Regions from separate parts of the Homo sapiens genome. Here region 1 is linked to region 2. Evidence: read pairs that join two places in POLR2A ChIA-PET (ENCODE). Cell type or tissue: PC-3. All regions are shown on one strand. Each heading gives the region's core, and the rest is flanking DNA. Links, peaks and the distances in the headings are about the cores only.

Evidence for each region. ChIA-PET counts read pairs that join two places held together with the same protein. Peaks named below come from ENCODE experiments on the same cell type or tissue, not always from the same donor. Only the 100,000 strongest peaks of a DNase experiment are listed, where the experiment ranks them.
Region 1: POLR2A ChIA-PET joins it to region 2 with 5 read pairs; 1 of 35 experiments calls an interaction of 5 or more read pairs at or near these places.

Annotation. Positions count from the first base shown.
Region 1 is chr10:75,206,009-75,210,006 of GRCh38, reverse strand. No RefSeq gene overlaps it. Among named protein-coding and RNA genes, the nearest start is that of VDAC2, 2.8 kb to the left of the region's middle. RefSeq lists a silencer at 1,742-2,036 and an enhancer at 2,201-2,950. In PC-3, for the core only: no CTCF peak of the experiment used is centred there; a DNase peak (open chromatin) is centred at 1,536; H3K4me3 peaks cover 127 bases; H3K27ac peaks cover 591 bases.
Region 2 is chr10:73,574,273-73,578,916 of GRCh38, reverse strand. USP54 (ubiquitin specific peptidase 54) reads left to right here. Exons shown (of 24, transcript NM_001391956.1): 2 at 2,556-3,119; 3 at 3,242-3,405. The coding sequence starts at 3,259. Among named protein-coding and RNA genes, the nearest start is that of USP54, 15 kb to the left of the region's middle. In PC-3, for the core only: no CTCF peak of the experiment used is centred there; a DNase peak (open chromatin) is centred at 2,516; H3K27ac peaks cover 1,643 bases.

The DNA.
Region 1 (3,998 bases), core at 185-2,684, 1.6 Mb before region 2:
CGGGCCCAACCTCCTCTGGATTATGGGCCTGGAGAAAATGTGGAATCATGCTGAGCAGGCGTTAGAATGCCGCACCCGAGTTCCCCGGGTGTGCAGGAAGGGTGACAGAGCTATTAGATAAAATGTATATGGGAGACCGTTAGTTTAGACTGACCTCCTGCATTAGGCCCATCAGACCAAACCAAAATGGGGTTACTCATGCTGAAGTTTCACACTACCACGCCAAAGCTAGGATCTTTATCTGACCTTCCAAGAAATCAGGAGAGAAACAGATGCTAGCCAGATCCCCAAACAGGCTGGGCGCGGTGGCTCACACCTGTAATACCAGCACTTTTGGATGCCGAGGTGGGCGGATCGCCTGAGCTCAGGAGTTCCGGACCAGCCTAGGCATAGTAATACCCTGCCTCTACCAAAAAAAAAAAAAAAAAAAAAAAAAATAGCCGGGCGTGGTGGCTGGCGCCTGTAGTCCCAGCTAATTGGGAGGCTGAGGAGGGAGGATCGCTTGAGCCTGGGAGGTTGAGGCTGTAGTAAGCTTAGATGGTGCCACTACTGCACTCCAGCCTGCCCGCTGGAGTAAGACCCTGTCTCAAAACAAAAATCCCCAAACAGGTCAGTTTTAGCTGGCATGAAGAAGTCCCGTGTTCTTTAACCTTTACAAGAAAAGTAACTTTCTACCAACTAATCCACTTTTTGTTTCTGCTTTCCTCGGTCCTTTTCTGTCTGTAATACCAACTTCCTCTTCTCATTGGAACATTCATTCCATTTTACAGAATGAAGCGTTGCCCAATTGTAGAATTGGAACTAAAAGCCAGTTAAGATGTTTAAACTAAATTCTTTGTAATTTTTTCTTTTAACAGAGCCAAAGGAAAAAGAAAAAATGAGCAGTCTAATGAAATAGAAATGGGTTCAACTGGAACTCCCAAAGCAGTCATCTATCCAATAATGTCGCCGGTAGACCTCAGTGGTTTTTTTGGGTTTTCTTCTTTTTTTTTTGAGACGGAGTCTCGCTCTGTCGCCCAGACTGGAGTGCAGTGGCGCGATCTCGGCTCACTGCAATCTCCACCTTCCGGGTTCACGCCATTCTCCTGCCTCAGCCTCCCGAGTAGCTGAGACCACAGGTGCCTGCCACCACGCCCGGCTAATTTTTTGTATTTTTAGTAGAGTCGGGGTTTCACCATGTTAGCCAGGATGGTCTCGATCTCCTGACCTCGTGATCTGCCAGTCTCGGCCTCCCAAAGTGCTGGGATTACAGGTGTGAGCCACCGCGCTCGGCCTACCTCATTTTTTTAATCTATAAAATGACAAATGAAACGAAGTGATCTTTAATAGCCATCAGCCATAGTCTCTGAGCAAAGCCTTTTCCCCCTTGACTTTCTCTGGCTCTGAAAGCCATGTCTGCTCAAATGCTCTCAACGTTCTACCCTCCTCCTAAACCAGAAAAGGATAGGCTTCCACAGTTCAAAACCCAGATGAAAGCTGCAGCCTGGAAGATTTCCCTCCCATGAGCAAGCCCAGCCAGCTGTCTTGCCTGGTCATGACTGGGCTTACTCATGTTGCAAAAGGTTAGCAGAATTTACTTCTAAGACATCAGGCACCAGAAGCCCTCATTCATTCCTTCATTCGAGCTCAGACAGGTCGGTTTGCAGTCATCCTGGCTCTTCTGGGAAATAGTCTGGTATGTTTGATGTTATTGTGAGGCTAACAACAAAGACCGGCATTTCCATCCCAACTGCACCACAGCACCCTACCTCCCCGAAACACCCAGTCTGATAAATGAGTCACCTCCACTACCTGCAGCAGGGCTTATTCACAATGTGAATTTTCTGTAGCAATTTGTAGCCCCCTGCACTTCACTTTCTCTGTGGCTTCACCTTCTGCAAACCCAAGGAATGTACACAATACCTAATGACCAGGGGAAGAAGATCTGTGGCTAAACAGGGGAATAATGGCAGTTTTTTCCAGAGCTGAATTTAGTAAATAAATATGAGTGCTTACATCCAAAGTCCTTTAGACCAAAGCGGCATTAGTAGGTAGTTACTACCTACCACAAGCAACTACTTTGTGTCATCCACAGGGTAAGCAAAGTCCACTGAGACACAGTCCCTACTCTCAAGGCACTTAACAGTCAAGTGTGTGTAAAGATGTCAAGAACAGGGGAGGGTCCAAAAGTTTACCCTACTTGCAAACTATCAAGTTAGTCTGCCATAGTTTCAGAGGCTCACAGATGCTAGCAGAAGACATGAGACGTATGGGTCAAGGACAAAAGACTCTCTTACTTGTGGCCCAGCAGGCAGTGTAAGCTTCGTGTTTTGCCTCAATTCCCCCTGTCCTCTGTGTCCCTCAAGGATGATGCCAGAGCAGCTTAGGTGGATGCTGTGCACAGCATGCATTCGTGTCACAGCCAAGGAACCCTAAGCTTACAAAACCACGTGTCTTAGAAGGAGCTGCTAACAAATCTGCCCAACCTTCATACTGTGAAAGGAAAATATCTTGGGCCCCCAAGATCATTAAGCTAAAGGGAAAAGTCAAGCTGGGAACTGCTTAGGGCAAACCTGCCTCCCATTCTGTTCAAAGTCATCCTTCCGCTCACTGAGATAAATGCGTATCTGATTGCCTCCTTTGGAGAGGCTAATCAGAAACTCATTGCAACCATTTGTCTCTCACCTACTTGTGACCTGGAAGCCCTCTCCCCACTTCGAGTTGTCCCGCCCTTCCTGACCACTTTAAGTTGTCCTGCCTTTCTTGACCGAACCAATGTTTATTTTACATATGTTGATTGATGTCTTACGTTTCTCTAAAATGTATAAAACCAAGCTGTGCTCTGACCACCTTGGTTACATGTCGTCAAGACCTCCTGAGGCTGTGTCAAGGCTAAGTGTCCTCGACCTCGGCAAAATAAACTTTCTTTTTTTTCTCTTTTTGAGACTGAGTTTCGCTCTTACCACCCAGGCTGGAGTGCAATGGTGTGATCTCTGCTCACTGCAACCTCTGCCTCCTGGATTCAAGCGATTCTTCAGCCTCAGCCTCCTGAGTAGCTGGGATTACAGGAGCGCCACCACCACGCCCGGCTAATTTTTGTAATTTTACCACACTAAAGAGATGGCTGCTTTACTGTGTTGGCCAGGCTGCTCTCAAACTCCTGACCTCAGGTGATCCGCCCACCTCGGTCTCCCGAAGTGCTAGGATTACAGGCGTGAGCCACGGCGCCAGGTTTTTTTTTTTTTGCTTTTTGTTTTTTTTTTTTGAGACAGAGGAGATAGAGTTTCGCTCTTTCGCCCACACTGCCACACTGGAGTGAAGTGGCACAATCTCAGCTCAATGCAACCTCCGTCTCCCAGGTTCAAGCGATTCTCCTGCTTCAGCCTCCCAAGTAGCTGGGATTACAGACACCTGCCATCACACCCGGCTGATTTCTGTATTTTTAGTAGAGATGGGGTTTCACCATGTTGGCCAGGCTGCTCTCGAACTCCTGACCTCAGGTGATCCACCCACATTGGCCTCCCAAAGTTCTAGGATTATAAGCATGAGCTACTATGCCTGACCTGGCAAAATAAACTTTCTAAATTCTCAAATTTAAATTCTAAATTCTGAAATTTCTCAAATTTTCGGGGTTCACAATCCCTGAGGGGGAGATTATTATACTGCTCAGGAAATAAAATCTTTTCTCTGCCCCAGAGAGAGATACTATCTTCCAAGGCTGTTTGCTAAGTAAACATCCTTGGAAAGATAGTCTGAGACAAAAGCTGCCATAAGATGGGTAGAAACACCATGGAGAATTGGCCCCAACAAAGGATGGGGTATGGGAAAGACAAGCTCAAGATGTCACAAGTACAGTATTTTTGTGGGGAGCAGGGTCTTGCTGTGTTGCCCAGGCTGGTCTTGAACTCCTGACGTCAAGCAATCCTCCCATTTCAGCCTCCCAAGTAGCTGGATCACAAGTGTGAGCCACCACACTCGGCTCCTGCAAGTACAGTTCTAAGATGTAAATACAGAGAACC
Region 2 (4,644 bases), core at 1,226-3,725:
AAAATTTTCTCCTGTCTTCTCCTAGAATTTATAGTTTTAGGTTTTTTGTTTAGGACTGTGATGTATTGAATTATTTTTGTATAAGATGTAAGGTATGACTCAATGTTCAGTTTTTTGCATATGGGTGTCCCAATTGTTCCAACATCATTTGTTGAAAAGACTGTCATTTCTCAATTAAATGGCCTTGGTACTTTCATCAAAAATCAATTGACTGGCTGGGTGCGGTGGCTCATGCCTGTAATCCCAGCATTTGGGAAGTCAAGGCAGGTGGATCACCTGAAGTCAGGGGTTTGAGACCAGCCCCTGGTGAAATCCCGTCTCTACTAAAAATACAAAAATTAGCCAGGCATAGTGGCACATGCCTGTAATCCCAGCTACTCGGGAGGCTGAGGCAGGAGGATTGCTTGAACCTAAGAGGCGGAGGCTGCAGTGAGCCAATATTGCGCGACTGCACTCCAGCCTGGGTGACAGTGAGATTCTGCCTCAGAAACAAAACAAAACAAAACAAAACAAAACCCAAAAAACAAAACTAGGTAGTGAGAGCCATACAGATAAAACTATAATTCCCCTCCTCACATATCTTCAGTAAATGGTATTGGAGAAGGATTACATTGTTTAATGCTATATCTACAATTTAAGTGAAATGTTTTTGGTGTTAGTATTTCTCTGGACCACTTGTTACTGCCTCTCTTGTCTGGTCCTTTATGCTCTCACTTCTAGTTGGTGACACATCTAGAACAGGTCTGAGAACTTACTGCTTTACCCTACATAATACTGCCATTCAGAGCCTGAGAATCTTTTCTCTGCTACTGCGTTTTTCTCCTTTTGCTCCCTGTACTCAGGAGTGTGTGTCATAGGGCAGGCTGAGTTTCAGTTAGCTCCTAATGTGGATATTGGAAACCCCACCTGCCTGCCAAGTCCTTTTGGCTGTGAGCAAAGTGGAGGCTTGGTACTTGTCATTCCTTTGCAGCAGTTGAGCTGAAGGAATGCTGCATGGCTTGTTGGAAGTTGCTTAGTGGCCTTGAGTGGGGTGTGTATGAGGGTGTGTGTAGAAAGGTGAGGGTCTTATAGTCTGTGTGGGAGATATGGGTTCTTTTCTAGTGTCATGTTAATCATCAGGCAGTATTTATTGACTGCCTTCTTATGACTGGCACTGTAATAGGAGCTTTTGGAATAGAATAATAAAATATATAATTAAGTCATTGTTTAATAGTCAAACATTTCTAGATCTGCCACTTACCAGTGTTGAATTGGGCAAGTTAATGTCTTTAAGCCTCTCTTTACTTTTCTGTAAAATGGAACTATTAATAGCTATCTGATAGGACTGTTGTGAATATTAAATAAAGGACATAAGTATCGTGTTTAGCACATACCTGACTGTAGCTACTATTTCATTTCATGTAGTCATATTATGACGGATACGATATAAAACAGAGAGTAATAAAAATAGAGAATAATGTGACAGTAGGCTGTATAATCAAATACTTTAATTGGGACATGTAGATTATAAATAGTCTGGGAATTTACAGAAGGGAAAGAACAGTCTTATGCAACCATTTAATATTCCTGTACCTCAGTTTTTCCATTGGACATGCTGTAGACAATGCTAGGTGATCTCCCAGAGAATGATTAAGATGTTAAAGCATTTTTGTGTTTTTAGATGGTGCATATGATGGTGAGAAGGAAGGGAGAATGAGGAATTGTTGATGTTGGCAAATTTAACACTTAACATTTAAAAATTTTTCCTTATGTAGATGGACATGGCAGCCTTATAGGAAAACTTAAAGCTGGAGATGTGGTGATTTCCTTCCAGGGAACATACTTGCTTTGGTATTACTCTCTGTTGCCTCACTGGCATTTTAATTAGTTGAAAACTAAAGTTGGTCAATGGATTGCCTCTGATTGTGAGCCCTTGGATATAATCTGGAGATTAAATGATTTGTAACCCAAATTATCTCTCTGATCCTCTGGCAAAAATGAAACAAACAAACAAACAGGGCAGGAGAAGATTTAGTTCTCTTGGACTGCATGTTAAGGACATGTGGTTTACTCGCCATCAGTGTTTCTCTGGATGGAACATCTTTACTCAGAACAGATCTTAGACTGCTAACATGGCCTTCCCACCTTTAAGCACGTTTTCATAAGCATATTCATGGAAAACACCTTTTAAAAAGTGCTTTATTCACAATGTCCAAAAGGAACTTTCAGTTCCTAGTTTGTGTGTGCTTACTTGGTGATTTGTTTTGTGTTAGCCTGATACTGGAAAGTTTGTATTTTGTTTTTATTTCTATCCAGATCAACTTTCTTCTGCTTCAAGAAAATTTCAGAGAATTTTCCCCTGAAAGTAAAGCTGTTCATACCTTTTTTTCCTTCTCTTTAGTTTGGGTGTCTCTCTCTTTTTTTTTTTTTTCTTTTTTTCTTTTTTTTTGGCATTGTTTGCCAAGGTTTCAAGTTTATAGTGAGAAGTGAGGCAACGTTGATCTTGGCAGAACAGTCCAAAGCCAGTAGAGTCATTAAGTGACGCAAGCTTTTGATTTTTTTTATTTCTGTTAAAGCTCTCTGACACAGCTGGCTATTCTAGTCCCAGAAGAAAGAGGAGAGACTTGCTGAAGATCTGGATGGGACAATAGAAGTTTGGGGCACATTAAAAAGAAGCAGCAAGAACATCAACAAAAACCTCAGATGATTCAAACAGGCTTCTTCTTGGCTTTGTGGAACCTTTTGCAGTTGCTCAGAATTTGAGTTTTTGCTTCAGAGGATGATGAGACAAGGCAATAGAGGGTGAGGAGGATCATGTTGGATTCTTGCTTCTCTGTCTGCCTCTCCTTCCAGTTGGAAAAATCTTCAGTCCATAAGAAGCATTATCAACAAGCCTGAAGAACACATCTTACCCTGATCCTGGATGCTGTTGGAGTTGAGAATTACATCCACTTCACCAGGACTTTATGGAGGCTGTTCAAGAAAAATAGAAGGAAGCAATACTTAAGGATTTCTCTGTTTGCATTAGTCCTGTGCCATGTTACATTTTGGAGATTGTTTGGAACAAGTGAGGGAGGGCTCTGTCATCTTGATCTAGGAGGATACCTGAGTCCCTTGACTACACAGATGATATTTGGAAGGTGGTAAAGTCAAAATCTTCCAAAATAAATTCACTAAATTCTGGATTCCCTTTCCTTTTAGAACTTTAGCAGACAGAAATTCCTGCCAAAAAGGCACAAATCCTTCTCCATTTTTTTTTCAGGCTAAATGTGAACAATAATGTCTTGGAAGAGAAATTATTTTTCAGGGGGTCGTGGTAGTGTACAAGGGATGTTTGCACCTCGAAGCTCAACCTCCATAGCCCCCAGCAAAGGCCTCAGCAATGAGCCAGGGCAAAACAGCTGCTTCCTCAACAGTGCCCTGCAGGTAAGGGTCATTTCTTTATTTTTGGTGAACTTTGACTTTTAATTGCTGATGCTGTATTTCTGATAACTCTTTTTAAATAAAATGTTTGATAGTCTCTGTTTGAGGTTAGTAACCTGAGATAATTTTTACATTTATCTGTGTGATCTTTGGCAAGTCACTTTATCTCTTTGAATCTCAATTACCTCATTTGTAAAAAAGAGGGATTAATAATGATAAGAGAAATAATAATAACTGTAACTACTATTATTTACATGCCTAAAGGGAGGTAAATGGACCAGGTGATCTTTCAGACAGAGTCTTGCTCTGTCGCCCAGGCTGGAGTGCAGTGGCGCAATCTCGGCTCACTGCAACCTCCGCCTCCCAGGTTCAAGTGATTCTCTTGCCTCAGCCTCCCGAGTAGCTGGGACTACAGGCGCCCACCACCATGCCCAGCTAATTTGTGTGTTTTTAGTAGAGACGGGGTTTCACCATATTGGCCAGGCTGGTCTCGAACTCCTGACCTTGTGATCCACCTGCCTTGGCCTCCCAAAGTGCTGGGATTACAGGCATGAACCACCGTGCCTGGCCTATCTTTCTATTTATCAACTTTTTTTCCTGAACAGTCTCTACAGGTTCCTATTTTTCTTTTCTTTTCTTTTCTTTCTTTTTTTTTTTTTTGGACAGTCTCACTCTATTGCCCAGGCTGGAGTATAGTGGCCCAATCACAGCTCCTGCAGCCTTGACCTCCAGGGCTCAGGTGATCCTACTGCCTCAGTCTCCTGAGTAGCTGGGACCATGAGCGATCTCGGCTCACTGCAACCTCTGCCTCTTGGGTTCAAGCAATTCTCATGCCTCAGCCACCCAAGTAGGTGGAATTATAGGTGTGCATCACCACACCCGGCTAATTTTTGTATTTTTAGTGGAGACAGGGTTTTACTATGTTGGGCAGGCTGGTCTTGAACTCCTAGCCTCAAGTGATCCGCCTGCCTCAGCCTCCCAAGGTGCTGGGATTACAGGTGTCTGGCCTGTTTTCTGTTTCTCCTTTCGGGAGTAAGGTGTGTTATCCTAGTTGCTTTTCTCTAGTATAGAAGCAAAATTCTTTCCACAAGTCAAAGACTTTCAGGTATGTTAATCTCGTCTCTTAATATTCAGGCTTTTGGCCCACATATTGAATGGAGTCTAGTCTTTGTCCAACTTATCTCCTCTCTTTGAGCTCTCCTGTTTTGGCTCATAACTGGTGTCTAGTCAGATACACTTGAA